2 separate regions of the Homo sapiens genome follow, and region 1 is linked to region 2. Evidence: chromatin contacts called from ENCODE Hi-C data. All regions are on one chromosome and are shown on one strand. The core of a region is the stretch at or near the end of the contact, and the rest is flanking DNA. Distances in the headings are between cores, read along the strand shown.

Evidence for each region. A loop is a pair of places that touch in the nucleus more often than their neighbours do. Pooled maps may share reads with other maps.
Region 1: a pooled map shows a loop between it and region 2 (5-fold over the local background). The contact joins two enhancer-like sites. A Hi-C loop is called at or near these places in 9 of 50 pooled maps.

Annotation. Positions count from the first base shown.
Region 1 is chr7:137,078,163-137,083,808 of GRCh38, forward strand. All of the region lies in intron 1 of LOC349160 (a long non-coding RNA gene), which reads right to left. Among named protein-coding and RNA genes, the nearest start is that of MIR490, 180 kb to the left of the region's middle. RefSeq lists a silencer at 2,812-3,004. Within about 2 kb of position 3,394, at least 3 of the 41 ENCODE cell types and tissues checked have a DNase peak (open chromatin) inside an H3K27ac peak, as active enhancers do.
Region 2 is chr7:136,031,020-136,037,224 of GRCh38, forward strand. It overlaps a transcript of LOC105375523 not described here. Among named protein-coding and RNA genes, the nearest start is that of MTPN, 57 kb to the left of the region's middle. Within about 2 kb of position 2,517, at least 7 of the 41 ENCODE cell types and tissues checked have a DNase peak (open chromatin) inside an H3K27ac peak, as active enhancers do.

The DNA.
Region 1 (5,646 bases), core at 2,144-4,643, 1.0 Mb after region 2:
TTTGTCTGGATTCTCAGAATGTAGCAAAGGAGATTGAAGGCAGTAGAGCAGCCCTGCATCTAACAAGAGCCCTAAGATGTAGAGTGGAAATCGTTGGTCTTAAGACAGTTCCTCAGATTACCCCACAACCAATATGATGTTGAGAGTGCAATCAAGAGTCTGTATATATTCCTAGGACCCACCCAAAACCATGAAATCAGAATCACTGGAAATATATGTTTCTTAACAAAGTACAATAAGAGAGTCTTATGATCCATCCAAACTGAAAAAGGAAACCAGGCAGATTTGGTTGACTCTTGTTTTCCTGTTTCTATTCCCCTGAACAGATGAAGATCAAGAGGCATTCCCTACAACCTCAACAGAAACTCTTATTATTAAAGAAGACCACTCTACATGTGTGCATGCGCACACACACACACATACATACCCCACTAAGAATTAGAAGAACCTCCATTACCCCCATCAATTGCCTTCACTCTACATGTAGACAACATGTGAGAAGCAAAAGAGAGAACCATGAGATCACAGTCCTTAGGACATGTCCAGTGCTTGTGCTAAGACATTAATTCTCTTCCTTTCAAATAAGGAAATGGAGGGGTCTTTTCCCTTCCCCAAACCAAAGAAAAGAGATTTCAAAAATATCACTTGTCAAGACTACAAGTGCAAGACTACACGACTCAATTGCCAGTTGCTAAGAGGGCCTGGGACATTCTGCCAGTGTTGAGATCTATGAGGAAGAAATGGTGCTATAGGTTCAGCCAGATAGAGATCTCCCACAGGATGTGAGAGAACTGTGCAGCGTTCCATGCAAGTTTCAGCATGTTGACACTTGCTTCCTAAGACCATGAAGTGGCACTCAGTGTCAGGCAGAGGGATGGGAACTATGAGAAATCATGCAAGTGGCATCACTTCTCCACTCTTGCCAATCACAACCCTCAACACTAGAGGAGTTATACATTGATATAGGAAGATAATCTGGGTTCCAAGACAGAGCAAACCTCCTTGAGCCCTGCCTTCCTGCCCTTTCCCCTCCCAGGGATTGAAGGAGAGTGAAAGAGCATCCTGCCCACTCCAAGTATCTCAAGCCAAGGCCTACCTGGTACTAGTGGGAGAAAGGAAGATGACATTTAAGTGGGAGTGTGAAAGGTGTTTTAAACTGAATTTACATTAATTGAAACTGGCAGGAAAAGCCACAGAAGCTGCCAGTGGGTTGTTAAGGATAGAAAAAAAGTATTCGTTAAAATAAGTTTAAAAAAAAAGAGGAAAAATATAAAGAATACTTTTTCATATTAGTATCCTTGCTCAATATCCTGGTTACACACATAATATAGTCAGACATGACTATTCCTACCACATGTGAGTAAGGTACCAGTTCCAGATTCTCCAGTTACATAGAAATATTTAGGTCTGTAGCCCCAGATACTCAGGAGGCTGAGGCTGGAGGATCACTTGAACCCAGGAGGTTGAGGCTACAGTGAGCTGTGATCTTGCCACTGCACTCCAGCATAGGTGACAGAGCAACACCCTGTCTTAAGAAAAAGAAAAAAATATTTAGGTTACATACAAAGATGATTCAAAATAAGACTTACCTACAAGAAAGTTTGGATAATGTATCTGTAGCACAAAAATCAAGAATTTTGGAGGGAGTTGGTTTACATGCAATTCTGAATTTTTGTTTTGAAACAGGGTCTTTCTGCTGCCCAGGCTAGAGTGCAGTGGCAAGATTATGGCTCACTGCAGCCTCAACTTCCCAGGCTCTAGAAATCATCTCACTTTAGCCTCCAGAGCAACTGGGATTACAGGTGTGTGCCACCACGACAAAATATGCTTTTCTTTTCTTTGTTTTGTTTTTTGTTTTGTTTCGAGACAGGGTCTCACTCTGTGGCCCAGACTGGAGTGCAATGGCACCATCGCGGCACACCGCAACCTCTGCTTCCTAGGCTCAAGTGATTCTCCTGCCTCAGTCTCCTGAGTAGCTGAGATTACAGGCATAAGCCACCACACCTGACCAAGTTTTTCTTTTTTACATTTTTTGTAGAGATGGGGGTCTCACTATGTTGACCAGGCTGGACTCAAACTTCTGGGATTAAGTGATCCCCCCACCTAGACCTCCCAAAGTACTGGGACTATAGGCATGAGCCACATATCCAAATTTGTTAAACTGATAAATTCATCAGAATTTGTGAATTCTGATAAATTCACAAATTCTGATATACATTTATAAATTCTGATTAATTTTATTAGATTTAGCATATAATCGTACCATTAAGTATGTGGTTAAACTTAGCCTATGATCTTACCATTAAGTATGTGGTTAAAAAAACTATTATGGGCTAAAATCATGTTAAATGGAAAAATTTAGATATTTAGAGAGTTTATGTAACTCTAATCCTTACAAAAAGCAAATAATGTTGATGCAGCCGTTAAAAAGCAATGCAATCTTAGGCCAGGCCAATAAAAGTAGTTTGTAATTTCAACACAGGATTCATAGTCCCACTGCAGCCCAAACTAAGTGATCCCTCCCTGGGTAATCACATTTTAGGACAATCACGAACAGGTTGATTCTATCAACAGTAGAGTGACCAGACTAGTGAAGATTCTGAAGGCAATACCACATGTTGAGCAGATGAGGAAAACTCATGGGTTTAACTTAGGATCATAGTAGGACAATCATAACAGCTCTTTCATTGATTTGAAGGGTTGTCATATAGTAGAAAGGAAGTGCTGTCTTTTAATGCTCCAAAAAACAAGAACACAAAAAAAAGAAGTTAGCAAGGATGGCTGTAGGGTTGAACAAGCCTTCTTCCCCACAGTGGTGGTGGCAGTGGGCGTGTGCTAAGTTTCTCACGGCTGGGGTTTCCCAGCAAAGGCTCGCTGACCATCTGTCAGAGATGCAGCAGAAAGACTTCCTGCACCAGGTGGGAGAATCCAGTACATGATCCCCAGGTTTCCTGCCAGCTCTAAAAGCCTATGTTTCTAATTGGACCACATACACATGGCCTCCCTTCACCTTTCTCTCCCATAAATATGAAAAAATTCTTTTAGAACAATGTAAAGGTGGAACTTTGTTTCTATGTTAACACAAAAGGGAAAACGAAAACAGAGCATGATTCTCAAGGTGATCCAATCTATGATGGCATTATTCATGCGGTTGTGCTCCTTCACAGATTTTATTTTCCCCTTTTTCTTTCCTTTTCTTTATTCTTTGCTTGCCTTTTTTTTTATGGAGGAGGAGGAGGAGGAAAAGAAGACTGATCTGGAAATTGCAAGCTTCTATGATTACATGCATAGAAATCATATTTTGGTACACCACAAAATAGTGTCATGACTTTCTTTGTATATAAGTATTTCCATCAAAGTTAGTACGATAGATGGCATGTTTTGATTATTAGTGATTTTATATTTATTTGTATTCATGTGCCTCCATTGCTAAGGACATGTCTAGACCACTTTCAAAGTCTAGAACCTGGAATTCCTCAGTGCAACCTGTTTGGTTAAATGAATTGCAAATCAGCTTTATAAAACATATGTTTTTTTTCTTATTAGTATGTAAAAGTCTACAGATGCCTTAAAACATTTCATTCATGCCTAAATTGGCAGGAATTTTTTTATTCCTTTTGGTTAATACCCTTCTCCCTGGGGTTCATGCAGAACTAATGCCAAACTTACTCAATGTGGTTAGCTTATGTTTGTGCAACAAGCTTATCATCCACGATGAACACATGGCTTTTAGGCACAGAAATTAATCAGTGCTGGAGAGACACAGTGCTGGCATGGATTCCAGGCTGTCTGCTTGCATAAGCCTGCACTTGGGATCTATTACACAAAGCAGGATCCAGGATTACAGAGCACAGAATCCCAATCATAGATCTTTGCCAGCCTCAAACTTTGCAGAAAATGTCTAACTGTTTTTGGGGAAAAGAGTGAGAAATATGGGTGGATAGTTAAAATTGGGTTAGTAATATGCCTTTTATAGAGGGCTCATGTGAGATTCAAATAGAATATTACATGCAAAACACTTTAATAATGTATGCCTTTCTTCATTTAAAAAAAGGACTTGAAGTAGTTTACAGTGACACATAAATATGGCAAGGTACCATAAATTTGAAATAGATAAAGAAGAAAAAAGCACAGAGCCATTTAAGGTAGCCAAGAATGAGGCTAATGTAAGTCTTGCGTCCTTGTTCTTGCTTTTTGGCAAAATCAGATTTGATCATTTTATCAGTCAATATATGAAGATTTCAAATCAGTTCCATAGTGCCAATGTCCATATGATTAAATTGCTCAAGAGATGGACAGGTATTCCCTAGATTATGGTAGTAGGAAGTTTATTTTGTGAGTCTTCCAAAATAGAACACTGTCTATTACAGTGAACAACATATCCTTCTCAACAACTTAGTAACATTTTCAGAGCCCAACTATGCCATATTGTGATACATTCAAAGCCATCCTGGAAGATTCAATAATCCACACAAGGTTCACAGCTCTCTGCTGATTTGTCTTCATCCAGAATGGCAAGTACAAGGAATAATGAACTGGTTGCTGTGAAAGCATTTTATAAATTGCAGAACAGTATGTAAATGCAAGGCATAATAATTTTCATTATCCTCTTGACTTTGAAAGCCAGGTGGTGAACTTGACACTTAAGTAATCCCCAACAGGAAACCTAAAATACTAACAACAAAGAAGACGACTATAAGAAATCTTATCTTCCTTTTGTTTCTGTTTTGCTGGTTAACGCTTTTCCTTTCAAATAGGTATGACAGTTGCACATTAGTATCTAAACTGGGAGATCAATCAGTGATTGTTCAATTTGTGGAAAAGTAATTGTGGATTTTGCCATCCTTTTTTTTTTTTTTTTTTCTGAGACAGAGTTTTTCTCTTATTGCCCAGACTGGAGTGCAATGGCGTGATCTCGGCTCACCACAAACTCCACCTCCCAGGTTCAAGCAATTCTCCTGCCTCAGCCTCCCGAGTAGCTGGGATTACAGGCATGAGCCACCACGCCTGGCTAATTTTTTATTTTTAGTAGAGATAGGGTTAATTCCATGTTGTCAGGCTGGTCTTGAACTCCTGACCTAAGGTGATCCACCTGCCTCGGCCTCCCAAAGTGCTGGGATTACAGGCATGAGCCACCACTCCTGGCCGGATTTTGCCATTACTTTTAATGGCAAAACCACGATTATTTTTGCACCAACCAAATACAAACATCCTCTAAGGTAATGACTCTCTGAACTTACTGGATTTCCTGCCTATCGTAGACAGGCAGATTCTCATAGTAGGGAGAGATGATTTACTCATGCAACAAAAACACAACATGAAAAATCTAAAATATCAAATAATTTAAAATGTTATTTGCATATTTGAATGTGGGTATATGTAATATTTTAGAAAGCACCAGTAATTCAAACCAAAGACAGATACTGCGTAATGACATAAAAACTGACCTCTGCTATCAAAGTCTTTTGTTACAACTTCCTACTGAAAATGGTCTTTGTTACATTGAGTTTAACCCAAAATACATCTATCTGGCTCCAGTATCTTCCCTCTCTAAAGATACTATCTATTTTGCTCTCCCATTTATGAGGGGCAGAACAGAAGAGTTTTGTTTTGACACTTTTAGTTTATTAATAGTTTAGTTTTAAA
Region 2 (6,205 bases), core at 1,267-3,766:
AGTTCCACAATCAGGTAAGCAAGCAAATGTGGTTTAGAGGTCAAAAGAAAAAATGAATCAGTTTAAACTCTTTTCTTCTTTATATCAATAATGAAACAAGAAGGATTGGGAAATGCTGTTAGCAAGCAGATAAATCATTTCTTCATAGCACAGTCGAAATAGAAAGCTTCCACTTGTGGGAGGGTTCATGTATACCTTTTGCACGTAAGCTCTCTCTTCTTCCTACACTTGGGCTAGCAACAAGAGTGCGGTTCTGCAGATCTGCTTGGATTCTAGGCAGAGTTTTTCAAAGCATCCCCTTTGCTTTTCAGCCACTTACATTTGTCATGGTCCTTGGTTGTGTTGGCCAGTTTTCTCCCATTCATAGCTATCCTTAGAGTTCAGTAAGACCTTAGCAAGTATTTTGGTAGGAGGAGGGAGACTATGTGGTTATGACTTTATTTTTCTTTTCTTCCTTTCTTTTTATCCCCCCGCATGCCTATTCTCCACCTTTCTGGTCCCTCTTTGTGTGTCTTTATCCTTGTTTCTCTCTTTCTGTCTTCTACCTGGCTCTCTGTATCTGTGCCCATGTCTCTGTCTCTTTTCTTCTTTTACTTGCCTCTCACTCCTCACATATTTATTATGCATTACCATATGCCAGGCACTGAGTTAGGGGTTGGGGATGATAAAGATGATATAAAAGATGGTTATGCTTTCCAGAGTTCCCAGTGTAATGGTGCAGGTGTTGAGAGGAGGGAAAGACGTGAAAAAAGTGAGGGCCTGTAATCCCAGCACTTTGGGAGGCTAAGGCAGAAGGATCACTTGAGCCCAGGAGTTTGAGACCAGCTTAGGCAACATAGGGAGACCCCATCTCTACCAAAACCAAAACCAAAACCAAAACAGAAACCAGAAAAAAAAATTAGCTGGATGTGGCGGCATGCACCTGTGGTCCCAGCTACTAGGGAGGCTGAGGTGGAAGGACCGCTTGAACCCAGGAGGTTGAGGCTGCTGAGCCGTGATTGTGCCACTGCACTCCAGCCTGAATGACAGAGCAGGACTCTCTCTCTCTCTGTCTCTCTCTCTCTCTCACACACACACACACACACACACACACACACACACACTAATAGAGTTATAAATGAGATGCTATAGTAAGACAAAGAAGTATTTAACTCTGAAAAGATCAGGGTGAGTTAAAATCTGAAATAAGTCCTGAAGGATAAGCAGGCATTTTCCACATGAACAATCGTGGCCCCAACAGAGGCCATTCCATGGGTGGTGGTGTGTACGAAGGTCTGGAGGCGAGAAAATGCAAACATTATGGAAATGGCAAACAGAGCACCTATATTTAGTCCACTCACAACCAAAAATAAAGGGTAGATCACAGAGCAATAGTGTCTACAAATGGAATAGTAATTTTTACCTACGTACCTACATAAGTCCTGTGCAACTGGCGCATTTTTGGTTTGTTTTTGTTTTTCTACCAATAATCACCCTCAAATGCATGTAATGTAGCTGTGTTAGGAGGTGATTCTCCTCCACGGTCTGAATTATTGGCATTAGGCTGAGAGGATCCCCTTTATTCCTCTAACCAAAAAGATTTATGCTGAGTCTTTCCTAAACCGAAAGTATAATAGAAGCCAAATGTTGGGGACTTGAGGGCAACCTATACACTACTCCACTTTCTTTCCACCTAGTTCTGAACCAATTATGAGAGAGATAATGAGTAAGGCAGATGAAATTCCAAATAGCCCCTTTATTAGTAATAAAGGCTAGTTTGGAGAATGTGGGTCAGGCATATGGCAATAATAATTTCCTGGCTCCTTTCTCCAATTTGGGGAGACTCACCTACCTAGGTAGGGCTAGAAAACCATGGACATCTCTGCAATCCTGATGAAACAGAGCATCAGACCAGAGGTGTCTGCCAGCAAGCAGAGAAATGGGAAAATAAGGCTGAAGAATGCCTGCTTTGTTTCTTTTCCAAACTCACTCATCATATAGATCATTCCACTTACCATGGAATAAAATAAGTGAGTGCGTGGGGAGAGGTCATGTGTGTTATATTGATGATGTCCCATGGAAACTTGAAGAGAGGTAAAAGAAGGTTCCCATCACCAACTCCTTGACTAATATGTATCACCCCTTTTCCCCATTGCAGGAGGTTGACATTTGGGTGAGAGTGTGTGAGAAATGTCTTTTCAATAAAAATGTGAGCATTTTAATTCGAATCCCTGGCATGAACTAGTAGGACAAGCAGAGATACCTTTTGTAAACACAGTTTGTAGCTGAGCTCTTTCTTAAAGTAGAGGCATAGCAAGTTGACCTCTGAAGAACCTTCTGGATGTGTGGCTCTGGAGTACTCTATTAAAATGAGTAGATTGAGAAACACTAATGTTATAGTTCAGAAAGCAGGAGAGACCCAGGCCTTTAGAAGCTATCTAGAATTGAGCAGGAGATTGGAGATGTGCGGCAGTCTGACCTTTTGAGTAGGCTTTAAATTTGAAAAGCAGGCTGTCAGATTGTTACTGAAACTTTGTTTAGTACATAGTGTTCCGGTAACATTTAACTGCACTTTATCAAGCTCACTCGTCTCATCTCCAGCTCCCAGGGACTCTTTGCTTTCCCTCTGATGTAGATTCTGCTGGGGTGCTGTGTTCTTTCAAGATAAGACAGCTGCTCTACTCTAGCTTAGAGATGACTGCATTTTAGTGTCCTTGATTTTCTTAAACAGTTGAAACAAGATTTACAATTTAATTAGCAAGGAGCTGTAATCTGTCAGAGTACCATGCCTTTAATAGCTGCAGAGGCATGCCTGTAGGGGCAAGGGGACTGTAGCTTTTCCAGTGAAGTCCTACTTAAGTCCAGAAAATTTACTGTGACCCGTCACATTGCTTTTCTGCTTCTATGGCTTTGTCTCCTTTTGTCCCTGCTGTTGCTGTTGGATGCTCCCCCAGTTTTTTCTCCTTGTTCCTTGGCTGCTCGCCCCGAGGTTACCCTGATTCCACTTTCCCTTAATGACAATACATCTTTAAAGTTGTAGAGCATACCAGTCATTTGGGGTGGGAGGTGAGGGGACGGTCTTCTTTAAAATGCAGATTCCTGGGCTGTACCTCCAAGATGCTGACTTGTTAGGTCTGTGATGTGGTCCAGGAATCTCACTTTGACCTAGCACCCCTAGAGATTCTGAGGCAAGGTCGTCCAACAACCTAACTTTGAAAAACCCTGCCAAGTACGATGCTCTAGTGTCCTGCTTATGCTCTCTTCAGTATGTGACCTTGGTCCACCTCTCATCTTAGTCCTCACTACTGTCATTTAGGTGCTAAAAACCGGAAGGGCCTTGGCTTCTGTAGCTTGAGAAGCTTGAGATAAGACATATTCTAGGCTGTATGTTGAGGAAGAGAATCAAATTGGTGAGGTGTTTTGAGATTAAAGGGACAGGCTGATGACACTGTTAGCATGCACTTTCCATAAAGCTGGAGGTCTCTGGTAGAGTTCAGCTCTGTTCAGTTTAATAGCCAGTTACCCCCAGTCTCTGTGCTTCATGCTGGTGGCCCAGCTCTCTAGGAGCATAGGGTTTTAAGCAGGTCCCTGTTAGAGCCCAGTTTTTCCTCCCCAAAAAGCCTATTAAGAAGTTGGTTGCCAGCTGGGCGCAGTGGCTCACGCCTGTAATCCCAGCACTTTGGGAAGCTGAGGCGGGCAGATCACCTGAGGTCAGGAGTTCGAGACCAACCTGACCAACATAGAGAAACCCCATCTCTACTAAAAATACAAAAATTAGCTGGGCATGGTGGCGCATGCCTGTAATCCCAGCTACCCGGGAGGCTGAGGCAGGAGAATCGCTTGAACCCGGGAGGCGGAGGTTGTGGTGAGCTGAGATTGCGCCATTGCACTCCAGCCTGGGCAACATGAGCGAAACTCCCTCTAAAAAAAAAAAAAAAAAAAGAAGAAGAAGAAGTTAGTTGCCTTCAATGTATGTGCTATTTGTAATGTGATTTCTTTTCTTCTTGTTTTTGTTTTGAGTAGTAGTTGGGAATGTGGTCTACATTTCTTTGTATTTATTTTTAAAATTCTTTCGAACTTTTAGTTTTAGCATGGACATGTGTGCAGGTTTGTTGCATGGGTAATTGCACGTTATGGAGGTTTGGTGTACAGATTATTTTGTTACCCAGGTAATGAGCATAGTACCTGATGGGTAGTTTCTCAGTCCTCTCCCTCCTCCCATTCTCCACCCTCAAGTTGGCCCCAGTGTCTAATCCCTTTTTTGTGTCCATGTGTACTCAATGTTTAGCTCCCACTTAGAAGTGAGAACATTATATTTGGTTTTCTGTTCTTGCGTTAATTTGCTTAGGATAATGTCCTCCAACTCTATCCCTGTTGCTGCAGAGGACATGATTTTGTTCTTTTTTATGACCATGTAGTTATTCCATGTTGTAAGTGTACAACAGTTTCTTTATCTGATCCACCGCCGATGAGTACCTAGGTTGATTCCATGTCTTTGCTATTATGAATAGCACTGTGATGGACATATGTGTGCATGTGCAGACCTTACTTTGAGGCATCCTATGGACAATGTGCATCTCTTTAGGGATATTTGTCCAGGAATAAGGAACCCCTGAAACTTCAGCAGTTGGGGAGAATAATGAACAGTCACTCCAAGGGACCTTATTTACCTCTTGTTAGGATGTTAATCATGGGACTTCTGAATTTCTAGAACCATTTGTAATTTTATTTCCTTCCTTTATGAGAATTGTTTAATTTTTTTATTTTTAAACTATTCCTATACTACATAGTTCTTCTAGACTATTCTTTTACCTAATATCATCTATTCATTTTCATCATTTTAATACTCATAGTTTACTATTTTTTAAATTATCTTTTTGTTTATGATGTCTATTTATCCTGCTTCATTTTTTACCACTCTATCGTTCCTGTTCACTTTTTGAGTTTTAATTTTGTCTATATATTGTGATCATTTTGGAGCTATGACATTTTGCAAAGAGTGAAGTTGAATTTGTGGGGGATCCTTTGCATTTTTGTTTGGTATATGTATTAGTCCATGTTCACGCTGCTGATAAAGATACCCAAGACTGGGCAGTTTACAAAAGAAAGAGATTTAATAAACTTACAATTCCATGTGGCTGGGGAGGCTTCACAATCATGACGGAAGGTGAAGGGCATGTCTCACATGGTAGCAGACAAGAGAAGAGAGCTTGAGCAGGAAGACTCCCATTCTTTAAAACCATCAGATCTCGTGAGACTTAATCACCATCACAAAAACAGCACAATAAAGACCTGTCCCTATGATTCAATTACCTCCTACCGGGTCCCTTCTACAACACGTGGGAATTCAAGATGAGATTTGGGTGGGGATATAGTCAAACAATATCAGTAAAGGAAAATTACTTTCAAGTTAGGTTTGTTGCACTAGTTTTTATGACTTGCTTTGTCATCATCTCTGTTCCCTATTTATATTTTCTTTGTAAGCAGCATGTTTCACTCGAGTAGTTTGAAATCTAAACTGTTTACTCTCTGCCTCCTCAGGGAGGTTTTATGAGAAGTTAGCTCTGTTTAGGTGGTGTTGGCATGGTACCAGCATGTCAACTTTTCTTGGTACGGACTGGACTGCAAGGTGATGTGACTAGAAGGCCAGTAACTTAAAATTCCTGAAATTGTTGCTTTTATTTAAAAAAGAGTTGTTGTGCCTCAGTGAAAGGCAGTCTGTATGAAATATTAAAAATTATTATTGCTAGTTATTTACGGTAGGTGGAGAATGTTGGTTATCTTCCCAGCTGCCCTTTAGAAAAAGCTTTATAGTAAGCTTCATGGTATAACCTTTGTGTCATAGATTGAAATGACCTGGATTCATTTTTAAGATAGTTTCACTTAAAGTAGTGTGTGCCCTATCCAAAGACCTAAGAAAAATCAATTCCCATGCTACCCAAATGTTGATATCAATTTTCTCACTTGCTAAGATATGCTGGCTGTAGTTTAGTAAAAGGATCCTGTTTTCAAGCAAACAACAACAACAAACCCGAAGAATAAATAGTTGAAAGTTTCCTAAAATCTCTTACAAGCATTCCTCGCTAACTCTGAGAATCCTGAGGGCAAGTTCAGTATACTTAGAGGTTACTTGAGCCCTCAGCCCTGGCTGGGAATCCTGTCAGCTGTATCAGCTTCTGTGGTGCCATCAGCTGCTTTTGCTATTTACAGGTCTTTTGTCATCCAT